Regions from separate parts of the Mus musculus genome. Here regions 2 and 3 are each linked to region 1. Evidence: chromatin loops called from intact Hi-C (ENCODE). Cell type or tissue: left cerebral cortex. All regions are shown on one strand. Region 1 has its middle 18 kb from the start of 6330403K07Rik. Region 2 holds the start of C1qbp (complement component 1, q subcomponent binding protein). Region 3 holds the start of Dhx33 (DEAH (Asp-Glu-Ala-His) box polypeptide 33).

Evidence for each region. A loop is a pair of places that touch in the nucleus more often than their neighbours do. Peaks named below come from ENCODE experiments on the same cell type or tissue, not always from the same donor. Only the 100,000 strongest peaks of a DNase experiment are listed, where the experiment ranks them.
Region 2: it touches region 1 in a loop (11-fold over the local background); 8 of 42 quality-filtered maps call a loop at or near these places.
Region 3: it touches region 1 in a loop (2.8-fold over the local background); 5 of 42 quality-filtered maps call a loop at or near these places.

What each region holds. Positions count from the first base shown.
Region 1 is chr11:71,047,862-71,055,861 of GRCm38, reverse strand. No RefSeq gene overlaps it. Among named protein-coding and RNA genes, the nearest start is that of 6330403K07Rik, 18 kb to the right of the region's middle. In left cerebral cortex, a CTCF peak has its summit at 3,075 (motif pointing right); a DNase peak (open chromatin) is centred at 3,105.
Region 2 is chr11:70,978,679-70,986,678 of GRCm38, reverse strand. C1qbp (complement component 1, q subcomponent binding protein) reads left to right here and starts at 3,653. Exons shown (of 6, transcript NM_007573.2): 1 at 3,653-3,954; 2 at 4,359-4,509; 3 at 6,576-6,669; 4 at 7,895-7,990. The coding sequence starts at 3,729. Dhx33 (DEAH (Asp-Glu-Ala-His) box polypeptide 33) reads left to right here. Exons shown (of 12, transcript NM_178367.4): 12 at 1-2,588. In left cerebral cortex, a CTCF peak has its summit at 3,592 (motif pointing right); DNase peaks (open chromatin) are centred at 1,307 and 3,631; H3K4me3 peaks cover 1,337 bases; H3K27ac peaks cover 687 bases.
Region 3 is chr11:71,001,310-71,009,309 of GRCm38, reverse strand. It overlaps Dhx33 (DEAH (Asp-Glu-Ala-His) box polypeptide 33), which reads left to right and starts at 4,878. Exons shown (of 12, transcript NM_178367.4): 1 at 4,878-5,193; 2 at 7,631-7,791. The coding sequence starts at 4,932. Derl2 (Der1-like domain family, member 2) reads left to right here. Exons shown (of 7, transcript NM_033562.4): 7 at 1-1,870. In left cerebral cortex, a CTCF peak has its summit at 4,789; DNase peaks (open chromatin) are centred at 4,140, 4,782, 5,693 and 7,882; H3K4me3 peaks cover 1,973 bases; H3K27ac peaks cover 1,317 bases.

The DNA.
Region 1 (8,000 bases):
AGTCCAGAAGTGATACTGCCCACAGTAAGCTGGGCTCTCCTACATCAATCATTAATTAATCAAAAAATGTCCTACAGACTTACCTACAATCTATATGATGGAGGCCTTTTCTTGAGGTTCCTCCTCCCAGATAATTCCAGTTTGTGCCAAAATAATGTTTGATGAGGTGTGTTTCTTGGATGCAGCAGAAAGGTGGATCCTGTTTTCTAATCCAATCTATTAGTCTGTGTCTTTTTATTGAAGAATTAAGACCATAGATACTGAGTGTTATCGCTGTGTAATTTTGTGGTGATTCCCTGAAGGCTCGACAACAGGCAGGAAAAAATGATTCACAAAGATATGTCTATATCTTGAGGTGTCCAAAGACCACTAGAGACATCAGTAGTCTAACTTGTACATAAAAGTAGAGTATTTAAGTTCGAGTTTGGACCTTCTAACCTCTCTAGAACGGTGAAAGGTATGGAAGGTCCTGACCTGGTACAAGCCTTGACTTTTTATCATGGAGTAGGATGAGGGACTTTTCAATTTGGCAGTTATATAATTGGTTGGCATTTGTTTGGTGCACTTTTGTTGGCTAATTATGATTTTAGCTTGGTATGAACAATGGTTGCTAGCTTAATTAATCTACTTTAAGACATTAGGTACTTTTTCCTTAAGTACTAATTGGTTGTTGCTAGGAATGGAGTGGTTATTTGCCTGGGGGTATTGTGATTGTTGTCAAGGTGACATCGTTTTTGGAACAAATTGGTGTTTTTCTATTAGCTGAGTTCATTTAGAGGGCTCATTATTTATAAAATGGAGTCTGAAAGCAAAATAGAATCTGTAAAATAAAGCTGGACTCTTCATTTCAGTTGGGCTCTCTATTCCCCCTTTCACACGCACCTAAAAAGGACATTAGTATCTATGGTCTTAAGTTTTAATGCTTGATATTGAGACTTAAGGACCAAGAGTTGTACAGTATCAACTTGGTCTTTGACAAAATTAACCAGGCTATTAAGGATGTAGGGCCCAAAAGTGAGTAACAGGAGTTACCATGTTTGCCTGGTCTTACCTTACTGAAGTCTATTTCTTAATGGTCTGATTCCTCTTTTTTGAGAACCCCTTTCTTTGTGTTGATGGTCTACATCTGTGAGTTTGTAGGTGAACATTTTAGAGGCAATTTGTTCCACTAAAAACTTTAGGTGAAAAACCTTCAAGTCCACGTGTTGAATAAGATCCTGTTTCCTCGTACCCAGGTGGGCAGTCTGGTGGATATGTTGGAGCAATTTCTTAGTGAGGTCATTAGGCAGGATTAAGTTACCACCTCTAGTGAGCCACCAGTCTTTACACTTGTGACACATAGGCCATTTCTTTTTCATGTAAGCAATGTCCTTAGAATATTTAGGTTTTTCTGGTACAGTGGGTGGCCCAGGATTTGGCAATCTAGGGCCAGGATAGGGTTAAGGGTGGCTGCATCTGCTTTTTGATTGCCTCTGGCCTCCTCATTAGTTGCCTTTTGGTGGCCAGGGAAATGAATTATTGCCAACTTTTTGGGTAATCAGATGGCTGTAATAAGTCTAAAATGTCTTGTTTATTTTTGATAGTCTTTCTCCCTGCCATAAGTAGTCCCCTCTCTTGATAGATGGCCCCCATGAACACGTGTAAAGGCAAAGGCCTATCTGCTATCTGTATAAATATTAACCTGCTTTTCTTTGTCCAAGTTGAGGGCCTTTGTCGGGGCAATCAACTCTGCTCATTGGGCTTAAGTGTAGGCAGGTAAGGCTGAGGCCCAGACAGTCCCAGAATCATACTGTCCCCATATACCTCTGCCCATCAAGCATGTAGCCATATGGAGATGTCTTCTCTAGTGGCCTCAATACTTCAGTGTAGTCTGTATTTATCTTCTAAAGATCAAATGAGGACCGGTATTGGCCGTCCATCTCTACCTGTGATGAAAATCCCCTCAGGGTCAAAAGTCATTTGAGCCCCAATTTTGGTTAGTAAGTCTCTTCCTACTAAGGGGTAGGGACATTTGGCATGGTTTTAAAAGGGTGAGATAATCAGCCTGCTCAGAGGTCTGCAATTTTTTGGGTAATCTATGTGTATTGGTTCATGCCTTTAGCCGCTTGTACCCATGACTTTCTGTTTGACAATTTTCCATGCACCGCTATGAGGACTGAATGTCAAGCTCTTGCACCTATTAGAAACTTGATAGGACCATTTGTTTCATAACTTCAAGAAGAATGAAGACTGAAGTGTGAACACTATGCCCCTCCTTAGAATTGGGAACAAAACACCCATGGAAGGAGTTACAGAGACAAAGTTTGGAGCTGAGATGAAAGGATGGACCATGTAGAGACTGCCATATCCAGGGATCCACCCCATAATCAGCATCCAAACGCTGACACCATTGCATACACTAGCAAGATTTTATTGAAAGGACCCAGATGTAGCTGTCTCTTGTGAGACTATGCCGGGGCCTAGCAAACACAGAAGTGGATGCTCACAGTCACCTAATGGATGGATCACAGGGCTCCCAATGGAGGAGCTAGAGAAAGTACCCAAGGAGCTAAAGGGATCTGCAACCCTATAGGTGGAACAACATTATGAACTAACCAGTACCCCGGAGCTCTTGACTCTAGCTGCATATGTATCAAAAGATGGCCTAGTCGGCCATCACTGGAAAGAGAGGCCCATTGGACACACAAACTTTATATGCCCCAGTACAGGGGAACGCCAGGGCCAAAAAGGGGGAGTGGGTGGGTAGGGGAGTGGGGGTGAGTGGGTATGGGGGACTTTTGGTATAGAATTGGAAATGTAAATGAGCTAAATACCTAATAAAAAGTGGGGAAAAAAAAGAAGCTTGATAGGTTTCCCTTCCCCTTTGATGGTCACCCTGGGTTCGGGAAGGAGGCTGAAAACCCATCTCCCCTAGTCACTTAGTTCTATGTTCAGCACTTTTGCAATCCTTCTATCTTTCTGGAGGGTTCTTAGGGCAATCTTTGACCTAATGTCCTATCTATTACAATATGTAGATTGGTTTTTGTTTGGAAGCTGGGGCATAGCTGTTCTTGATGATCTCTTACCTTTGTCATCCACTAGATGTCACAGTTGTCATTGTTTTTCCACATTCGTGTCAGCTGCAGTGGCCAGGAAGATTTTAGCCTAATCCTGTGTTTGTATGGCATTGGATCAGGCCTGTTTTGTCTTCAGGAGACTCTTGGTTATTATTTACTTTCCAACATTTTTTGTAGGGACTTTTCTTGTATCTTATCTACTCTTTGTGACTTACTCTTTATGTCTGTTACTGTTTGATTGGCAAAGGTTACCATCATTGCTGACTTGTTCTCTGGTGACTCCAGGTCTAGCAGGGTAGGGTTAAAAATCCAGAATGTTGTCACAATTTTCTCTAGAAAAGCTGCATTGGGCTCCCTATCTTCCTACATAACATCTCCTATCTTAGCCAGATTAGTGGGGTTGCAAGCAGCCACTCAAACGACCAATCTCTGAGCACAAAACCTCACCAATTTCTGAACAGGAATACCCACAAATTCCTGACATGTCCAAGCTCAGGACTTGAAATCCCATCAATCCTCAATCTGGAAATCTCTGCCCTGAAAATCGCCCCCTCAGAAACCCTATATAAGCCCTGTCCATTGTCCATTTCCCTGCTGTTCACTCCTGGCCACAGAGGGCAGCCATCCCTGAATTCATCCCTCCACACCCTGGATCCTCCAATAAATCTCTTTAAAATAAGTCTGTGATGTGATTCTCTCATTAGAAGAAGACAAGAAGAAGCAAAGAGGAACAGGGCTGAGGCTCCTGAGCTCCTGAGCTCAGCTGGGGAGACACACCCTGGGAGCTGCAATCCCTCTGCTGAGGATGCTTCCTCTCAGAGCTGTGTGGTTCCTGAGCTCCCATGTCTCAGGAAGCCCTGGGCAGACAGAGAGCCTTAAAGGAGCCTTGAGTGGACCTTGTGATGCTGAAATGAAATAAGCTCCATGCCCTTGATAGGCACGCAAACCAGGAAAGCTTCCCTCATGTGTGCCCTTCTCTACTTCCATGCTTCCAGCTTCTTCTCCCTTCTAGTTCCCCAGCATGAGCCTAGAGGAACAGAGCCCCCCTGCTATGTACTCAGGGAACAACGGAAGGCTCTAGACCCCTGTGTCCAGAGCCCTCCTGGTCTTCCATTTGGCAGAGAGGGTTCAGGAAACCTATGGCTCATGACTTTCCCCACCAGGAAAACCTAAACCTAAACTCTCAAGCCTAAAGGAATAGACAGAGTAGGACATAACAACGAAGAGCCTGAATTTGAACTCACCGATTGTAGAAACGGCCCAGCCCATGACTGTCTCCCACTTGCTGACAAGATTGTCCAGTGCTGGCCTCTGCCACAGGTCTGCTTTCAGGACATATCTCAGTTACTTTTCAAATCTTAGCTGCCTCCTTCCCTCCTAGAGATAGAAACAAGCTTCAGCCTCAAGGGCTCCTCTCCCTCCACAGGGTGGGTAGCCCAAAGGATTAGCAATGGTGACATTGCACAGCCTCACTCAAGTGTAGGATTCTTCTCCTCCCACCTTGTCCTTGCTTCATGGCAGCCTTAGAGGACGTGATAGTAACCCTTGTCATGGACATGGAGGCCCAGGGAAGATGGCCATTTCCTAAATCAATTCTGGGACTTGAAGCCTGTGGGAACGGAATCCAGGGCCTGGGTTGGGACTCAATAGAGAGCATGTGTGTGTGAGAACATAGCCTTCATCTCCAGCATCGAAAAGGGCTGGAAGACATAACCAAGATTCTGTTTTATAAACTCCTAGAACACAGACCTTCTGTGTTCTCTTTAAACAACTGTCCAGAGTCCCTTCAGTGACAAAGCTATGACACCCCACCCCATCACTGAGATGTTGATGGCTGCAAGAATGCTCTCTACTCATAAGAATCACCTCATCTGGACTGGAGAGATGGCTCAGAGGTTAAGAGCATGGCTGCTCTTCCAGAGGTCCTGAGTTCAATTCCCAGAAACCTATAATAAGATCTGGTGCCTTCTTCTGGAATCCAGGTGTACATACAGATAGAACACTCATACATTAAATAAATAAATAAATAAATAAATAAATAAATCATAAAAAAAAAATCCTACCTCATCCACGGTCTCCTTTTTAGGATGGTTCGTATCCAGTGTCTGGTCCATGTAAGGGTATAAAAGAACAACTCTAGATAGTTCCAAAGGCCTCGTCCAGTCTGAACCTGCCTACAACCTGGCCAAGACTTCACTGACACATCACAGCTACATTTCCTTCTCTCCTTGGCTACTGCCCTCCCTCCTCTGTCCTAGTGTTGGCCAAGAGACACATCCCAATAAGCTCCCTCACTGCTTTGTCTCAGAGCCCAATTCTGGGGAACCTAACTGTGACTGAGTCCTTGTTCCTCAGCGTATTCTAGGAAGTGTGGCTTCCCTTGTCTTGGGCCAGAGCCCTCTGAGTGACTAGGTGATGGGGAAGCTGAAGGCTCTAAAGAAAAAGAATCCCAAGATGCTCACAGAGAATGGTAATGGGTGTCCCAAACTGAGATCCTATGGCTGGTCCAGAGCTCAGGGATGGGGAAGATAGTCCTGGGATGGCAGGAGAGACAAATAAAGACATGAAGAAACTAGGAAACCATAGCAACAGGCATGAGATAGGTTGCTTTGGTTTCATTTGTTCTGTTGTTTGTTTGTTTGTTTGTTTGTTGTTTTGTTTTTGTTTTTTTCGAAACACGGTTCCTCTGTATAGCTCTGGCTGTCCTGGAACTCACTTTGCAGACCAGACTGACCTCGAACTCAGAAATCCGCCTGCCTCTGCCTCCCAAGTGCTGGGATTAAAGGCGTGCGCCACCACTGCCTGGCTTCGTTTGTTTTTTAATAGTGAAAATAGAATCAAACAATGTTCCTGCTTAAATCCCTTTGTAGGAAACAGAAGTTTTGTTTTGTTTTGTTTTGTTTTGTTTTGTTCTGTTCTGTTTTATAAATGGTTGTCAAGTCCTCTGGTCACAGCAGATGATAACACACAGCCACCAGTTCCACTGTGAAGCCAGAACACTGGAATAATAAAGAAGTTGCCACCAAAGGCAGAGAAAGATATAGAGGGATGTTTGGTGAAAGCCAGTGTGCTCCCTTACCCATCTTTCCCCACATATACACACAAACACCCTGTGTTAGAAGAGGGACTCCTGTCTGGAGCTAAGACGAAAGGATGGACCATCCAGAGACTACCTCACCCAGGGATCCATCCCATAATCAGGCACCAAACGCAGACACTATTGTAAATGCCAGCAAGATTTTGCTGAAAGGACCCTGATATAGCTGTCTCTTGTGAGACTAGGCCGGGGCCTAGCAAACACAGAAGTGGATGCTCACAGTCAGCTATTGGATGGATCACAGGGCCCCCAATGTAGGAGCTAGAGAAAGTACCCAAGGAGCTGAAGGGGTCTGCAACCCTATAGGTGGAACAACAATATGAACTAACCAGTACCCCCCAGAGCTCGTGTCTCTAGCTGCATATGTATCATAGGATGGCCTGGTCGGCTATCATTGGGAAGAGAGGCCCCTTGGTCTTGCAAACTTTATATGCCCCAGTACAGGGGAACGCCAGGGCCAAGAAGTGGGAGTGGGTGGGTAGGGGAGCAGGGCAGGGGGAGGGTATAGGGGATTTTCGGGATAGCATTTGAAATGTAAATGAAGAAAATATCTAATAAAAAAAAAAGAGGGACTCTTCAGACAGGAATATCAGCTTCTCCACCTAGGGAATGTGTTTAGCTCTATGTTCTCCCAGTTTGACACATTTCAGGTTATGAGTATGAAATCTATCTGTCCCCCAAGTTCCTGTCTGTTATGCCTTACCAGACATGCCTTCCTATAAACATAGGAAACTTATCCATCCATTCACTGAACAAGTATTCAGCAGACATTTGGGAGGGGCTGTCAGGGTGGGTCATTGTCCTAGTTCTTCTTATGCTACTTTACCAATGACTGGATACGTTGAAAAGAGTGAAATCATTTGCTAGATAGAGCTCTAAAGACTAGGAAGTGTAAAGCTGTGGGCTCTGCATCTAGAGTTCTTGTTTTTGACATCCCAGGGCAAAACAGGGAAGGACCAGAGAGTACGATGAGAGGATCAGCTGGCTTTTGTGACGATCCCAGGAATCTGCTCCTGTGGTAATGACACCAACCATTGACTAAGGCAGAGCCCTTAAGTCCTGAATACCTCCTATTTCTCTCCTCCCAGCATGGGTGCATTGGAGATTAACTTTAGAGTGAACCTTGATAGACACATTCAAAACACGTTGATTTTAAAAGGAGTCAAGATGATCTCAGTTGTAACGTGGGTGCCTAAGGAGATGTGGGGATGAGGGAGATCACAGAGACATGGCCAAGAGGAGAACCATGTGGCCTTAGTTCAAGTTCAGATGAGTTAGACTGGAGGCAAGGATATCTTATCAACAGCCCTAGTTTTCCCAGACATCTGAGGGAAAGAACAACTCTGTGTATAGGAAACCACATGTGAAAGTCTCTACTTAAGGTCTGGATAAAGGAGAAATGAATCAACCCATCCTCACTCAAGGAGCACAGACTACAGTCAGGTATGTGAAGGTGACCAACTTGAAGCATCATAATAGGACCATCATTTCTATCCCATCTCTAAGATGGGACAAAGCAGGTTCCCTACTAGAAAGAGCAATGTCCCTTGGGAAATCTTCATGCTTAGAATCTAGGGGAGGGGTACCCTGCTTTCTTCTTTCACAGGATTGGGTTCCAGTGCTATCCTAGAGCGTGCTTCAGACTCTATATCAGGAACTCATGCCCCATTATCAGCTGCTAAGACCTAGAAATCACCTCCCTTCCCCTGCCCATCCATCTTTTAAGCTAGACTCTTCTCTCAACTGGAGAGATGCTGGGAAGAGGAACACTTCTGGACCAGTAGGGGAGAAGAAGGCCGGGGCTTAGTCAGAAGTAGATGCCAGGGTTGTGGTGGTTGGCAGCACTC
Region 2 (8,000 bases), 69 kb after region 1:
GTTGAAATGTTTCTCCCCCCTTCTTACTCCCTCTCCCGTGGATCCCAGAGCCTCATGCATGCTATGCAAAACACTTTGCCACTGAGCCAATCCCCAGCCCTCACTTCTACTTTAATGTCTACCTGTGTGTATTTTAGATAGAAAATTAAAAAATTGACTCCCACAGACAGTTCCAGAGTAAGGTATATTCTGACCTGTTGACCCTTATGGCTCAGGGTGTAGCACATTGTCTTGTCTGTCTCCAAGCAGAGGCCAGCAAGTAGTTCCTTGGTTGGTCCCCAGTGCCTCTGTGGCTGCATGTCCCCAACAGTGCTTTCAGGAAACCAGCAGGTTTCCTGGAACTAGGAAGCCAACTTTTCAGTGTGGTGGCCTTCTGAAGCCCCGTGGTAGTTTTCTCTTTAACTGAGCACCTACAAATGTGTGCCTGTGAGGGAAGAGAGTTCAAGTCAGAGCTGCTACATGGGGAAGAGGAAGGAGGTACCTGACGGCTCGGAAGCCAGAGGATCAGTTTGTCCTTTCTCCTACACCTAGTCTTAGTTTGGGTTGTTTGTTAGTTTGTTCATTTCTTAAGGGGTAAACCACTTGAGACAGGGTTTCTCTGTGTAGCCCTGCCTGTCCTGAAACTCGCTCTATAGACCACACTGGCCTCAAACCCAGAGATCAGCCTGCCTTTCCCTCCCAAGTGCTGGGATTGAAGGTGTGCACCACCACCTGGCCAGTCTTTGTATTTTTGATGCTATTAATTTTCAGTGGTCTGCCTTTGCGGAAACCTGGGGACAATTAGCTTTGCTGCTTCCTAACCAGTCGCCATCTGAAACCTTCGTCGTCTGCACTTGTTAGAGGGAACTAGAGAAGCCTCGGCATCCTTTTCCCAGTTGGAAAAGAGTCATCTTTGCTGATGACTAGGAGCAAACATTCCCCAGTTTGGTACTACTTACCTATAATCACTCCCCGCTGAGAAGGGAGGGCTGCGAGTCCTAGGCCAGCCTGGGCTAGGCCTTGTATCTAAGTGAAGGAAGGGGAAGGAACACACTTTCACAGAGAATGTTTGAAGGGGGGGGGAGTTTTAGCCCTTTTATTGTGCTTAATCGGTCCAAACACATCTGTACTACTGGGATTTTCTCATTTATACAGTGAATTGTATTTATAAGCAACAAATGGGCCAAACTGCCTTCAAGGCACTTCGAAGACAGTGGGCAGTTTCTTTGAGTCCAGCAAGCTCTTTCCAGAGAGCCTAGCCTGGCTGGGCACTTCCATTGCCAGGATCTCATTGGTTCACAGCTGTGTCTGTTGAGTCTGGTCTAGGCTTTATCTAACCCTAGCCGTGGGCAAAGCTTTTAGTCAGTGCTTAGGGCTGTCTGAGTACTCGTGACTACTTGGATAGAAATGGTCACGTTATCAACCTTCTGAAAGGCTCTCCGGAATGTGCTTTCTTTTTCAGTGTATTTTTTGTATTTATGCAAGGTTTATTTAGCCTTGCTTGGTAAGAGGAACTTTTGTATTTTGAAAAGAACATTCATCGTGCTAGTTAAAGAAAACAAGGAGGCAATATATTCCCCAGCAATTAACAGTTTCTGTTCCACTGTAAACTAACAGTAAACTATCGAGGTCTTTTCTGGGTCATGGGAACAGTAGCTTGCAGTGACTGGCTCCAGGGTGAGGCCTAGGACCTTACCCTGGAGGGACTGCTGCAGAGGACTGGGACCTCCCAGAAAAGGGAGTGATGGATACAGTTTCTAAGGACCCAATGTTTCTGTATAGAAATATGTTTATCATTCTAACATTGTGGGGGGATTTTAATAGAATATTTAGTTTTTTATTAAGCTTTTTTAAAAATTACTATTCAACACAGCTGCTCAGGGATTACATGAGGTGGGAGCCCCATTCTGACTCCACAGATCACTACGAAGAAATTAATGCTTATCTTCAGCCAAAGGGACAGCTCTCTTCAAGCTTTCTTAAGAAAGTGAAATGTTTTGTGGTTTTGCTGCAGTACAACCTGAGCTACTTTTCAAGTTGGCAAACTCTCCAACCTGAAGACTCCAGCCTGGACAGAATAGCCTCCAACAGACAGATGAACTTCCACAACAGCCCTGCGTGCTGCAGGGGTTTATCTTCTTGGTAACCGTGGCCTGCGACACCCGGGGCACCAGTTCCATTACCAGGATCCCTGTGAGAACATTTGCATCTCTTATAACAGGATTCCAAAACAGCAAAGTATTTACTGTGGCACAAATCCTTGTGCTCCAGCTACCAGGGTCTGTTTGGAACTGTGGCCGCGCATCTAAGATGCCATTCCTTGAGCACATAAACTAGACTATACCGGTGGGGAAACAATTCTCTATAGACTGCTGTAGTGTAGAAAACTGACAAGCGGATTTGGACATGTGCTCTGTTCTCTCTGGTCTCAAACATAAAAGAACAGTTCTAGTATATAATGCTCGAAATTTGCTTTTGACTATCAAATCCATAAAAACTGAATCTTGTATAATGATCTGTGTGGCCTCTTTTGTTGGGCCTCCTTTCCCTTATTTAAAGAATGCTGTTTAGAATATTAAACATTATTCTTACTGCCATTCATTCGATAAGTCTTGGTATCCAGCATTTACTTTTGTTTTTTTTTTTTTTTGAGAAGTCTTTTTCATGTGACCCTGACTGTTCTGGAACCTGCTGTGTAGACCAGGCAGGTCTCAAACTCAGTTGTTTGCCTACCTCCCTGATGCTGGGACTATAATGCATGAGCAGGGCTTTTGTTGTTTGTTTTGGGGTGTGTGTGAGTGATTTGGTTGGTTTTTGTTTTGTTTTGTTTTGTTTGGGGAGGGGAGTGGTTTTGTTGATTGGTTGATTGATTGATTTTTTTTTAAATACCTTTGAGTGTTTTGGTATCTGCTGCCCTGGAACTGAAGTTAGATAGTTGTGAGCAGGCATGTGGATGCTGGAACTAGAACTCTAGTCTTCTGCAAGAGCAACAATGCTCTTAATCACTGAGCCATATCTCCAGCCTCTTATCCTTGATTCTTTTTTTTTAATAGATATTTCAAATGCTATCCCCTTTCCTAGTTTCCTCTCCAAAAATCCCCTAAACCCTCCTCCTCCCCCTGCTCCCCAACCCACCCACTCCCGATTCCTGGCCCTGGCATTCCCCTGTACTGGGGCATATAATCTTCGCAAGACCAAGGGCCTCGCCTATGATGTAAGCCATATATTCCTGCTCCCAGGAAACCGATGGTCCATTAAAACTGGCCCATGAATTGTTAGGGCGTGCAAAGGTTTCCAACATAAATCCTTCATCCTGTTCTTGGGATTCTGGATCTAATGTCTAATGAGGCCAGGATGTCCACTCCACAGCAACTGCGTGCAGGTCAGCCTGGGCTTTCCAGAATTAGTCGGTTTCAGAAGATCGTTAAGTGATCTTTGAATATACGGTTTTGCGCGAGTTGGGGTGAACCTGAACGCATTCCGCGGTAACAAAGCTTGGTGTGGATTGAGAAAAGCAGGTGAATTGGGGAGAGTGGGCAGCAAGGGAGACATGGTGGTCAAGGTAGCTGAGTCAAGGCCTCCCCGACTGCACTGGCGGCTCCCAGCAGAGGGCGCGGTCCGGCCCGGATGACTGCAGTCCTCTGGGGTGGAAAGCGCTTCCCCGGGCGAGGGCGGGGCTTCCGGCAGCGCGCGAGGTCACACGGTGCCTTGGCCCGGTCGTCCTTCCCTCTGCACGTGTCCGCCCCGCGATGCTCCCTCTGCTGCGTTGCGTGCCCCGCGCCCTCGGCGCCGCCGCCTCCGGCCTCCGAACCGCCATCCCGGCCCAGCCGCTTCGGCATCTCCTGCAGCCCGCGCCCCGGCCATGCCTCCGGCCCTTCGGTTTGCTCAGCGTACGGGCCGGCTCGGCTCGGCGCTCTGGCCTCCTGCAGCCCCCGGTTCCCTGCGCGTGCGGCTGTGGCGCTCTGCACACGGAAGGTAAGGTTCACGCACCCTAGTCGGAGTGCGGCCACCCAGCTTGGAACAGACCCTCGTGATCGAAAGCTTCCCCCCCCTTCTCGCGTCTTGGAAATGTGGCTTAGCAAAGTCCGTAGGGTCGTGGTTTCAAAGTGTGGTTGTTGGTTATGTCTTTTGGAACCAGAAAGAGGATAATTGGGAATTCTTTTGTTTAATATGGGAAGTAATAGTAGTGAGTCCATGATAAGAAATAACCATCTCATGATAAATATCAGTTCAGCTCAGTAAGTATATCCTGCTCTTTTTATAGAGTGAGAAACGGACGTTTTAAGGAGTGATTTGGGCTAGTGTCGTAAGAATGGATACAGTCCGGTCTATCGGTAACCGGCTTTTCTCCCTTTGGGTCATCTTGGCTTTTCTTTTAGGAGACAAGGCCTTCGTTGAATTCTTGACTGATGAAATTAAGGAAGAAAAGAAGATCCAGAAACACAAGTCCCTTCCCAAGATGTCTGGAGATTGGGAGCTGGAGGTGAACGGCACGGAGGCTAAATTATTGCGCAAAGTTGCCGGAGAAAAGTAAGTGGCCCAGGGCTTGTATTCTGGGTTCTCAAGTCGGGAATCCCTGACTACAGCACCCTGTCCTGGCCATCCCCAGGAGAGCCTCAGCTTAGGCCCAGTACTTTGATAAAATGGCTTTTCTTTTTTGGGTTTGTTTGTTTTTTTTTTTTTTCCGAGGAAGGGTTTCTCTGTGTAGCCCTGGCTATCTTGGAACTCACTCTGTAGACCAGGCTGGCCTCGAACTCAGAAATCCGCCTGCCTCTGCCTCCCGAGTGCTGGGATTAAAGGTGTGCGCCACCACAGCTGGCCAATAAAATGGCTTTTAAGAAAGCATTTACTTGGAAAAGTTCTTAGGTTCCAGGGAGTGCATTCTCTGAATGAATACAGACTTCTGGGCTTGGTTATTAAGGAGGCCTGAAGCAGCTCCAGGGTGTGTAGAGGGGAGTCTGGGAGCCACAAGCGCAGTCACTGGCTTACTAATGAGGGATGCTGTGCCCAGTCTGGACCTAAGGGCTGGGACTTTTTTTTTTTTTAATGTTTAATAGTACTGATAAATTCATTTGTTTAGAACTCCCATCTGGCTTGTGTTTGTAGTAGTTAAAAATGCAAGGTATGTAACTTTTAAGGAAGAAGTTAGAGTGTAGAAAGGCCATCAGACAAAGGTAGAAGGTTCTTAGCCAAGCTTAGCTCTCGCTTTCCTAAACCGATCATTTCTGAGACAGGGTCTCTGTGTTGCTGCTGTAGAGCACAGACCAGCCTCTGACTCTTGGTCCTTCAGACACCTGTGTGCTGAGGTTGTAGGCACGTGCTACCACACACCCTTAAGACCGTTAAGCCCTTGTTTGTGCTGTTCTGTGTTACACAGTCGCCCACGGCCTTCCTTAGAGAAGTCTACTTGGACTCTTGAGTGCTTCTCTAGCATGCGTGAGGCCCCAGGATCCATCCCTGGTGCTTTAGGAACACAGTGTACAAGAAAGCAGTTTTATCCAGTGGGGCCTATAAGCCTAGTGGTAGGTGTGTGTGTGTGTAGATTAGAAAGTTCAAGGCTAGCCGGGCGTGGTGGCGCACGCCTTTAATCCCAGCCAGGCAGAGGCAGGCAGATTTCTGAGTTCAAGGCCAGCCTGGTCTACAAAGTGAGTTCCAAGACAGCCAGGGCTATTCAGAGAAACCCTGTCTTGAAAAGCCAAAAAAGAAAGAAAGTTCAAGGCCAGGCTGAGCAGTGGAGGGAGGGGCTCGCCTATAATGCTATCACCCTGGGAGGCCGGAGTAGGTGGATTTCTGTGAGTTCAAACCAGCCTGGTCTATGAGCAAGTACCAGAACAGCCAAGGCTACACAAAGAAACTCTCTCTTGAAAAGCCAAGAGAGGGAGACTGACTGACCCGGCTCAGCTTAGTCTGGGCTGTCACAGGTTGTACATGCTTTCTGGTTTCATCTTGCCATTCTTTTTTTGGTGGCAAAGTGGCAGCAAGGCATTGCCCAGATGAACTCCGGGAAGCAGCACCCAGTACCCTCTTGCTTGGGTTAGTTGGCCCTGCTGAATCAGTGTAGCCCTGGAACTTCTGCTTGCAGGTGTGGAGGCAAAGGAATTTTATCTGATTTCAGAACATGTGCTGTCACATAAGAATTCTGACCATCTCACATGGGCCAGGGTGCAGCCGTGAACTTCGGCCAGGCACGCACAGAGTACTTGTTTGAGCTCCAGAATCCCCCAGAAGGGGGAAGAGCCACTAGGTGTTTCAGTTCCTAGTTTGTGACTATGCAAAGTGAATCTGCTCTGCAGCACGTGTGAGGCTTCCTGGAGCAGATGGCTTCCCTGGAAAGACCCCCGGGACACCAGCCTGGCAGCTACATCCACAGCTGTAGTCATTTAATTTGTAGCACTTTGTATGAACACTTCAGAAGGTGTTTAATGGCCGTGTTGGTTTAGGCACCCAGGCTGGTTTTAAGTTCTGTTTAAGTCCTGGTGCAGCTCGCTAGGATGGAGACATTGTTTTAGCGTGCCTTCGCACCTGCCCTACCGCAGCAGGCCTCCCTCTTCCTGTGCTAATAGTGTACCTTAGTGTGCTTCTACTTGCCGTTCTAGGATCACGGTCACTTTCAACATCAACAACAGCATCCCTCCAACATTTGATGGTGAGGAGGAGCCCTCACAGGGGCAGAAGGCTGAAGAACAGGAGGTAAGCTAGTAACACTCCAGCCAGCCAGTCTTTCTGTCCGAGAAGGAGGAACTTTTTAGGTAGATTGTGCATGGACCATGTTCTCAGAGTGTGTGGCCCCCTGTAGAGCTTAGGCTTCATTATTGGCCTGTGTCCTCTTAATACAAAGGAGCTATGACCGCCCACCCCTGCCTGTGTGGGGTATGGGAGGACTTAGTCTACAGATAACTCTCATTGGGAGTGTTTTCAGTGTGAAAGATGACAAGTGGATGGTCAACACTCGTCGTGTGACCAAGATAGGAAGGCTGGGGTGGTGGGGCTTAGAGACTTTAAATTATGTTTATTTGTATGTTTGACGCTAATGTGTGGGCTCGTAGGAAGCAGTTGCATCCTTCTTACCATGTGGGGCCCGGGGTTGAACGGAGGCCTTCAGGCTTCAGCAGCAAACTCCTTTACTGGGTGAACCGTCACTCCAGCTCAACCTTATTTATTTTATTTTGGTTTTTGAGACAGGGTTTCTCTGTGTAGCCCTGGCTGTCCTGGAACTCACTTTGTAGACCAGGCTGGCCTCGAACTCAGAAATCCGCCTGCCTCTGCCTCCCGAGTGCTGGGATTAAAGGCGTGCGCCACCACTGGCCGGCCTTACATATTTTTAACATTTGACCAGTTGAAATGTTTTCCTTAAGTTGCTGCCCTCATGGCTGGATCTAGATACCCCACTGAGGGCCACAGGATCCCCAGGCTATCTAACTAAGCAGATATCAGTCTTGTGTATGAAGAGCTGAGTCCCCTGCTGTGCTTCTGTGTCCTAGCCTGTACCCAACTCCTTAGGCCTGCCCCTTGGGTCACAGTAAAAGGAAGTTGCTGCTATTTCTGGTTAAGATGGCCACTTAGCTAGAGCCCATATGTTCCAGGCCTCCATCGTGCACCAAAACAGTCAGAGGGGAAGGAGGTCCAGGTCTGTGCTGCAGCCTTGTGTGCTCTGCAGTGTATGGGAGCAGAAACAGCCCTGAAGAATAAATAGCTAGCTGTGCCTGACGGCAGATATCATTCTGGACCCATGTGATTGATAAACTGTTTAGTGCTCTGTTGGAAGATTTGAGTGCCTTATCCACAGCCTAAGACTAAAAAATGGCTAATAGTAACCTAATGGCTATGGCTGTCAGACATTCTGAGCTTCCTATTGGTCCAGGTGTGTGCACCCTCCCAGCACTGGTGTATGCTGACTTAATTCCTGTCTCTCCAGCCAGAACTGACATCAACTCCCAACTTTGTGGTTGAAGTTACCAAGACTGATGGCAAGAAGACCCTTGTACTGGACTGTCACTATCCTGAGGATGAGGTGGGTAGGG
Region 3 (8,000 bases), 47 kb after region 1:
ATGCTGCTTTATCAGAGCTCAGAAAGATGGCCTCAGACAGTTTTCATAAATGTCAAAGAGGCACAGGACTTCCCAGGCTGGGTCATCCTGTTTAGGCTGAGTTGCTTTTCAGATGAGATTTTCTCAGAGGTTAGCATAGGCTTAAGTAAGCTCTAGTAAACATTCTAGGTGGAAAGTTTCAGATACATTTGAGGTAGAAAGTATTTTAATGACTAAGTGGAACTCGATAAGGAATGGAATGAGTACGGTACTAGTAAATCACTGAAGACCATTGTAACTCTATGGGACGTGGGCCAATGGGACTGCTTTTGTCTTGTTTAAAAATTTTTAACGTTTAATGACAATCTTAGATTGTATGATCCTTATGGGATTCTTAAGTTTGATAATTGTTTTTGTTCAAGAAGGCCTTGTCAGTAACTTTTAGGAATTTATTTTTATTATTATTGCTTGCTTTTAAGCCAGAAATGGGTTTCTTTAAGGTTTTATTTATTTTCCCTAAGTTAATTTTAGATTTAGCTAGTTCATGGAGTTATTGTGACCGATCTTTAATTCTAAAATCTCTCCACCAGCTATTTTCATTTTAAACAGTGAATACCTATACATATTAGTGACTGAAAACAGAAAATATATTTTGGATTATTGTTAGGGTGTGAATTCCTAGTGGTAGAACACCATGCTGTGTGACACACTGTCTCCTGGCAGTGCTGATTTCAGTCACTTGGCCTCTTAGTAGTTTGGCAGGTCCCTGGCCCTGTGTTGTTTGGCAAGATCCCTGTGCTCACTGGGACACAAGGGAAAGTCCTCACTTCCCCAGCCAACCTCTCAATTCCAATTCTTCCAAAACACACTTCCTTTTTGCGATATGAGTCAGCAGAAAAGTGAGATTGCATTATGGGATTCTGTGACCGCTTAAACTTACATGAATACAGTTTGAGCCATTTCCTGGATTGATTGTATCAGAAATATCCGAAAAGCACACCTAAAGCATAGGGCATTTTGTTTCGTTGTTACAGGAATACAGTATATGTTCATTTAAAAATGAATGGACATGCCAATTGCATCTCCATAGGAGATAGATTTTATATACTTTGGTGTGTTTTTTTCACTATGAATTTTTACTTGTTTCTTCCACTTCTTTTTCTGTCCCTCTGTGTCCTCCTGTCTTTTATATTTCTTTTGTACTTGCGTGAGGCAAAGCGTCCACATCCTGGATCTTGAAATGGAACCATAACACTGTCTCTAGAGTCCTCTGGGAGGAATTAGGAAACATTGGAGCTATTGGCATGTTGGCATAACATGCTTCCTAGAATTGTCATGCCTTCGGCCACTGTTTATTTTGTGGCTATAATTTCCTTTCTCGGGTGAGTTCTATCTGTGTTAGCTAAGATCCTGCCCTTCCATCCTCTCGGGATGACTAAACTACTTACTGTTTTGAGTTTGATTCAAGTTCTTGAACCTTGCTTGTCTCGTTCAGCCGCTCTGTTCCGAAGTCTGCAATCACGTCTTAGCCCTTATCAAATGCATATTTTGTGTCTTTTCTCTGAACCTTGCTCCTACTTCTCCCTTGCAGGAACGTCGATTTAAGTTTCTTCAAGACCTTGACACTAAACTCTTAAAACTAAGGCCTATTTCACTGTCTTCTTTAAATCCTTATGAAGCTTCAAATCTGTGCTAAAATTCCTATACCAAATCATATATTGTCTTGTACTGTTCTTAGCTGCTACATGTATGTTAGTTTTGTTCCCCTCATGAGAATGTAAGCTCCTTAAGGGCAGGGACTATGTCTTAATTTTTGTATCCACCACAGTGCCTAGCACTGTGCTTGGCACATGGGTGCTGAATAAATACTTTGTTTATTGATCAGCAAACTATTATCTTGTATTTTTAATTATGAAAGAATCGATGTGTATGTATCCAAACTTGGACCTGATTGCTAAGGTTTAATATTCTTTCTGGAAACAGGATGGAACAAAACTGACCTTGATTGAGGAGCAATGATTTGGTGGCCTTGCAATCGGAGGAGACCGTGAGCTGGTAGGGTCATGGTCGGACCAGGGAGTTACTTCGACAGACTTGGCCACCTCAGATAAGAGTGAAATGTGTCTGACAGATCATCTTTTGGAGGAATAATCAGAATATTCTTTTGAATGCTTAGTATGTGAGCTTCTCAATATGAAAGCCACTGAGCCACAAGAGAGTTTTTTGGAGGGGCAACAGATTTCAGACCGCCACTGAAGGGCAAGTGAGCAACATGCAGGGAAAGATTTAAGTTTCCAACTCTGATCATTTTACTGCTGAGTAAATGGGTTACCAGGAATGAGTTCCTTACAAAAGTGTTAGGTTTTATCTCCACCTTAAAAAAAAAAAACAAACAAACTCTGAGCCAATACTTTAAAAACACCAAAATTTTTGTTTTTCTTTTCTTGTTCTTAAAAAAAAAATGCTTGCATGATAACTGTTGCATATGATTAGTGAGTGCTTCTAGATAAGTGGACTTTGCGGGGGGGCGGGGGGGGGTGTCCGATGCCTCCAGAGGTAATAACACCACCAAGCCTAAAGACCAGATTTCAATCCCTAGGCCACCACATAGCAGGAGAGAAGCAACTGCCATGATTTGTTCTCTGACCTTCCCCCCGCTTCTCTCTTTCACTCACACACACACAATGTATGTTTTTTTAAAGAGGTGTTTTACTTACCAAGAGGTGATTTCACTCACTCAGATGGCCTATTTGGACTCCTGTAATTTATAATACTCCCACGTTGGGTTGCTTCGAATGTGCAGCTACCTATTATTTTGTTTACTCAAGGCCCATAACTTGACATAAGTTATTTTTCTTTTAAGGGTTTGCTTGCCTTCCTAAATCAACATGGGGGTGGGGGGAGGCGCGTGGAAAACATGTCAACTTATTCTTTGTAAGATTTGTTTTTACTATTTAAAATTACATGTACTTATATGTGTCTTTATATAGGTATGTGCACATAAGTTTGGGTTACCTTGAGGTTAGAGGTACGGGATCTTCTAGGGCAGGGGTTTCAGGAGATGGTGAGCTGCCTGGCATGGGTGTGAGGGAACAAATTTGAGTTCTCTCAACAGTGAGCATTCTTAACCCCAAGCCCTGTCTCCATTCCCAAGTCAGTACATTCTTCGTGTACATCCTAAACACACACATTTTTTAGTAACCCCTAGTGTACTGTCAGAAGCTAAATAAAAACTATAACTGGGATTTGGGGGTGTTTGTTTGCTTGTTTTTTTGCTTCTTAGATACATTTATTAAGGTCATATTGTAAATGTTATTTAGATAACTATACAGAGATGTTCCGTGTTCTCATCTAACAGTGTAAGTTTAGCTGACATGATTCATCTTGAATGGGCTGACTTAGTAAAAGATGAGAGTCATTAATCCCATTCCTACCCAAATTTCCTGGTAAACCTGCGTGTAGTAAAGTTTCACGGGGGACCCAGATATTCTTTAAAAGGCTTTAAAGCATCTCAACAGGACCAAAGCCACAGGCCATACCGGATTCCACAACAGACAGATTCACATCTGGGTTTTTTTTTTTTTTTTTTTTTACAAAACAAACAAAAAAAAAACAGGTCTGCATACCAAATTTGATGGATAGCCTTCACATGAGTTGAGAATTATAGAACGCCACATTCTGTATAAGAAACACAATCCGGGGGCTGGTGAGATGGCTCAGTGGGTAAGAGCACCCGACTGCTCTTCCAAAGGTTGGAAGTTCAAATCCCAGCAACCACATGGTGGCTCACAACCATCCAACCAATAAGATCTGACTCCCTCTTCTGGAGTGTCTGAGGACAGCTACAGTGTACTTACATATAATAAATAAATAAATAAATCTTTAAAAAAAAAAAAAAAAGAAACACAATCGGGGACAGCGAGGGCACTGAGAACCCTACGGGTTCCAAACACATGGAGGCTCAACTGGCTGTAACTCCAATTCCAGGGAATCCAACACCCTCTTCTGACCTCCATGTGAGCATTGCAAGCAAGTAGTGCAGGAACATACTCCCAAACAAAACGCCCACACCCTCCAAAGATGAAAAAGCAAAGGTAACCACCCATTCACTCTGTGCCTGTCTTTCTGTGTTGAATTAGCAAAGCATCTAAGAGCTTGTAATTGAACAGGAAGGAAGAACTGGTTATGTACAAGTTTTCTGCAGGAGTAGTGAATACTCGCACTGATTAAGGTGTATACAATAGGGCTGAAAAGCTGTGTAAAGATTGAAAATCTAGTAGGAATGACTGGGAGGTGAGTTAAGGCAATTTTAGTTCCACTCATTTTCTTTTTTATTTCTGCTTGTATTTTTTGAGCCTATCACTTTGTGGGGAAATTACATGATATCAGAATCATAGAATTCACCTTTCCGTAACTGAAGATACTCACTAGTAGCATTTTCAAAATTCTTTGCAGCATCCGAAATGACTTTAGTCTCAGAAAATTTCACTTTCTACATTTATAAATCGGAGCTACCAGTGGGTACCTTAAAACGTACATTGTTTAGAAGAGTAAATGTTTGTGTTCCTCGTTAGATTTACAGAAATAAGTAATTGCCTTAAAACGTGACTATTGTTGGAGCCCGAGATGGGACAGTCATTTTTATTGGATAGAAATGAGAGTTTAGGACAACGTCATTACGCAACAAGACCCTAGGGAACCACACAGCTATCGTCCCCTGTTGTTACTCGGGCCGTTTTTTCGGTCGCACCTCCGACCTTGCTCTCACAGGATGTAAATGCACAGCGCATGCTGGGAATTGCAGTTCCTTTCCTCAAGGCAGGAGGCGGCTGTGAGGTCATCGGTGGTCGCCCAGCACGCCTGCACGTGGCGAGAAAGGGGCGGTGCGCGCTTGCTGTCCCCAGCCGAGCGGAACTGTCTGCGTCCCTGCCTCCGGCCGCGGTCCTCCCGACATGCCGGAGGAGGCGAGCCTCCCGCCCGCTAAGAGATTCCGGCCGGGCTCCTGCCCTCCCGGGAGACGAGTAGTGATGCTGTTGACGGCTGGCGGCGGCGGCGGAGCTGGAGGAGGCCGGAGGCAGACGCCGCCGCTGGCCCAGCCTTCGGCCAGTCCCTACCGCGAGGCCCTGGAGCTGCAGCGCCGGAGTCTGCCCATCTTCCGGGCGCGGGGGCAGCTATTGGCTCAGCTCCGAAACCTGGACAACGCGGTCCTCATCGGTGAGTGGCGGCTTTGGTGGATCTTCCTTGCTCTAGATCCCTGGCTCTGTGCACGAGGGCGGGGTTTCTTAGGGGCTTCTCACTTTCTTTGCGTTGGTTTCTTCCACAAACTTGAAAGGGTTTCAGTGCCCGGTGTGGACAGGGACCTCTGGAAAGAGGCGGACAGAGTTACCCTGCCGGCGCTGACCGCGCTCTGTGAGTTTGAGGATATTCGCCTTCCGTGACGAGGCGTGGGGAGCATATCGGAGGCTCTCAGAGAGCTTTGCAGGATGGGCCTCACCAAGGCTTTTGAGGAGGCAGCTGCGGAGCGGGTCCCTGGGGACCGGCATTCTAAGCGAGGACGGAGAGACTGGCGCCAGAAAGAATTCAGTTGGCGAGAACCAATTTCTTGTGTACGAGAAGAACTTGGCAGTGTTCGAAGGCAGGGACTGACTTCTAGTGGCTTTGCTACAGTATTGACGATAGAGGAGTTCCCGAAGGAATGTCATAAGCGAGAAAGAGACTGGAGTACTGGCAGTCAGTGGAATAGAGTGCTAAGGAGGGAAGTTCCATAACAATATGTAGACATGGTGGGGCGTGGGAGTGCACGTTGGATATGTAGTATTGATTGCAACTCCCACTAAGAATTTTTTCAAAATAACTTTAAGAACAGATCTGGCGTTGGACTGAGGAGTAATTAGGAGGTGAAAGAATGAAGGCAGTGGAAACAGGTTTCTGCTTTGGCCAACCAAGGGAAGCTGAGGCACTTGTAAATAGTCACAGATTTTGGCGAACTGAGCAGAGAGGACACTGAAGATAGATAGAACTAATGGATCAAAGTTTAGGAAATTTCAGAGATGGGGGCGCAGTGCCGGGCATCAGGAGTTATGGAGAGCCCACCTGGCACAGGAGAAAGGCTGTCTCTTTTGAAGTCACATTTGAGAAGATCCAAGAGTTCTGAGGAAAACAAAAGTTCCAGAGCCTCAAGTAGGCTTTTGGGGAGATGGAGACGGAAGACAGGCTGCAAAAACAGGAACAAGATGGACTGTAAAGCTGATGCCCAGGTGAATTTTGTCCCTCTGTTTGTATGGCTGGCATATTCTATTTTAGCAATAGTCAGTTGCCCTGGAATAGGAGTGGGAAAGATGCACAAGAGGCATTGATCTATGTCTGAGGTTGTGTGGAGGGTTCAGTAGGAAAATGCAGGATAATCAGATTCTTGGTCTGAGAGCCTTGGCTAAGTCTGGAAAGGTGAGTGGTCAGAAGCAGGCCGGGAGCTGGAAGAAAATGTAAGACTCATGGACCTGTTAAAGAGGATAAGCCATGGCAAAGAAGGGTGTGCAAGTTTCCTGAGTTGTTCTAATCAGGTGCTTTTAGAGGTACCAACAGACATACACAGGAAACAGCCTTCATTGAGTGCTTGCTCTGTGCAGTGTTTAAGCCTATGAAGAGAGCGTCTGCCCTCTGGAATTAGGGCAGAAACATTTAAGTACTTCTGTACTGTTTGAACCAGGCGTGGTGGTGTACGCCTTTAATCCCAGCACTTGGGAGGCAGAGGCAGGGGGATTTCTGAGTTCGAGGCCAGCCTGGTCTACAGAGTGAGTTCCAGGACAGCAAGGACTATACAGAGAAACCCTGTCTTGAAAAACAAACAAAGAAAAAATACTTCTGTACTGTTTGGAATAATCAGTGCTAGGAGAGAGATGAAGCAGGCACTAAGGATCCTAGAGATGAGGCCCCCTGGTACAGCCCAGAGGGTGAGAGCTTGCAGGCTGACTCATCCTTGAACTTGCCAGTTAGTGAGGCAGGTAGGTATTGTACCCACAGTAGGGTATACAGAGGCAGAAGGTTTGACGAGAGCAGCAAGCAGCAGCCAGAGCAAAGGGCGAGCAGTCTATGAATGGACATCTCGTCGTATCAGTTTTTATCAAGCTATATGACTGTCGTATCTCATCTGTTGTAACTACACCAGTTACCTACCATTATACATGTTTCCAGTTTTGATTGGGGTTTTTGTTTTGTTTTTCATTTTGTTTTTGCTATCATGGGGCAAATTAAATTAAAACATGTTTGTTTTCTTAGACTCAATTTCGGCAAGTGGAATTTGGAGCCAAAGTATATGAACAGTTTGTTTGACAGTCTGTCTATTATGTAGCTCTGGCTGTCCTGGAACTGACTGTGTAGACCAAGCTGACCTAGAACTCAAAAAGATCCTCCTATCTCTGTCTGCTGTGATTAAGCGCACTTGTCACCATGTCCAGCCCATTCTAAAAGTGTTTGAAATGTGATTGGGCCTCCGGGGAAAGAGTGACAGTGACTGTTCGCCAGCCACCTCCCAGGTGCCCATTTGCCTGAGGCTTAGCAACTCAGTGTTTCCTTTTAAGATTTTGTTTTTCCTGACTGTGAGCTGTTGGTTTCCCTTAGTCTCATTTGAATAAGAGTTTCTCTTCTCTCCTAGGGGAAACTGGCTCTGGGAAAACAACTCAGATCCCACAGTACCTCTATGAAGGGGGAATTAGCCGCCAGGGCATCATCGCTGTGACCCAGCCCCGTCGAGTGGCTGCCATCTCTCTTGCCACCAGAGTCTCAGATGAGAAGAGGACAGAACTCGGGAAGCTGGTACCTCATTGTGTTACTTGCTATGAGTACTGTTTAAGTAGCCAGCACCCACTGTGCTCCAGCCTTTTATTTTTCCGAACAAGTTCTTTCTCTGCCTCCCCCTCCCACCCACATCGTTATGTTGACTCAGTATGTAGCACAAACTGGCCTGGTACCCTGAGTTCTCAGTCCTTCTGCCTTAGCCTTCTGCATGCTGCGATTGCAGGGTG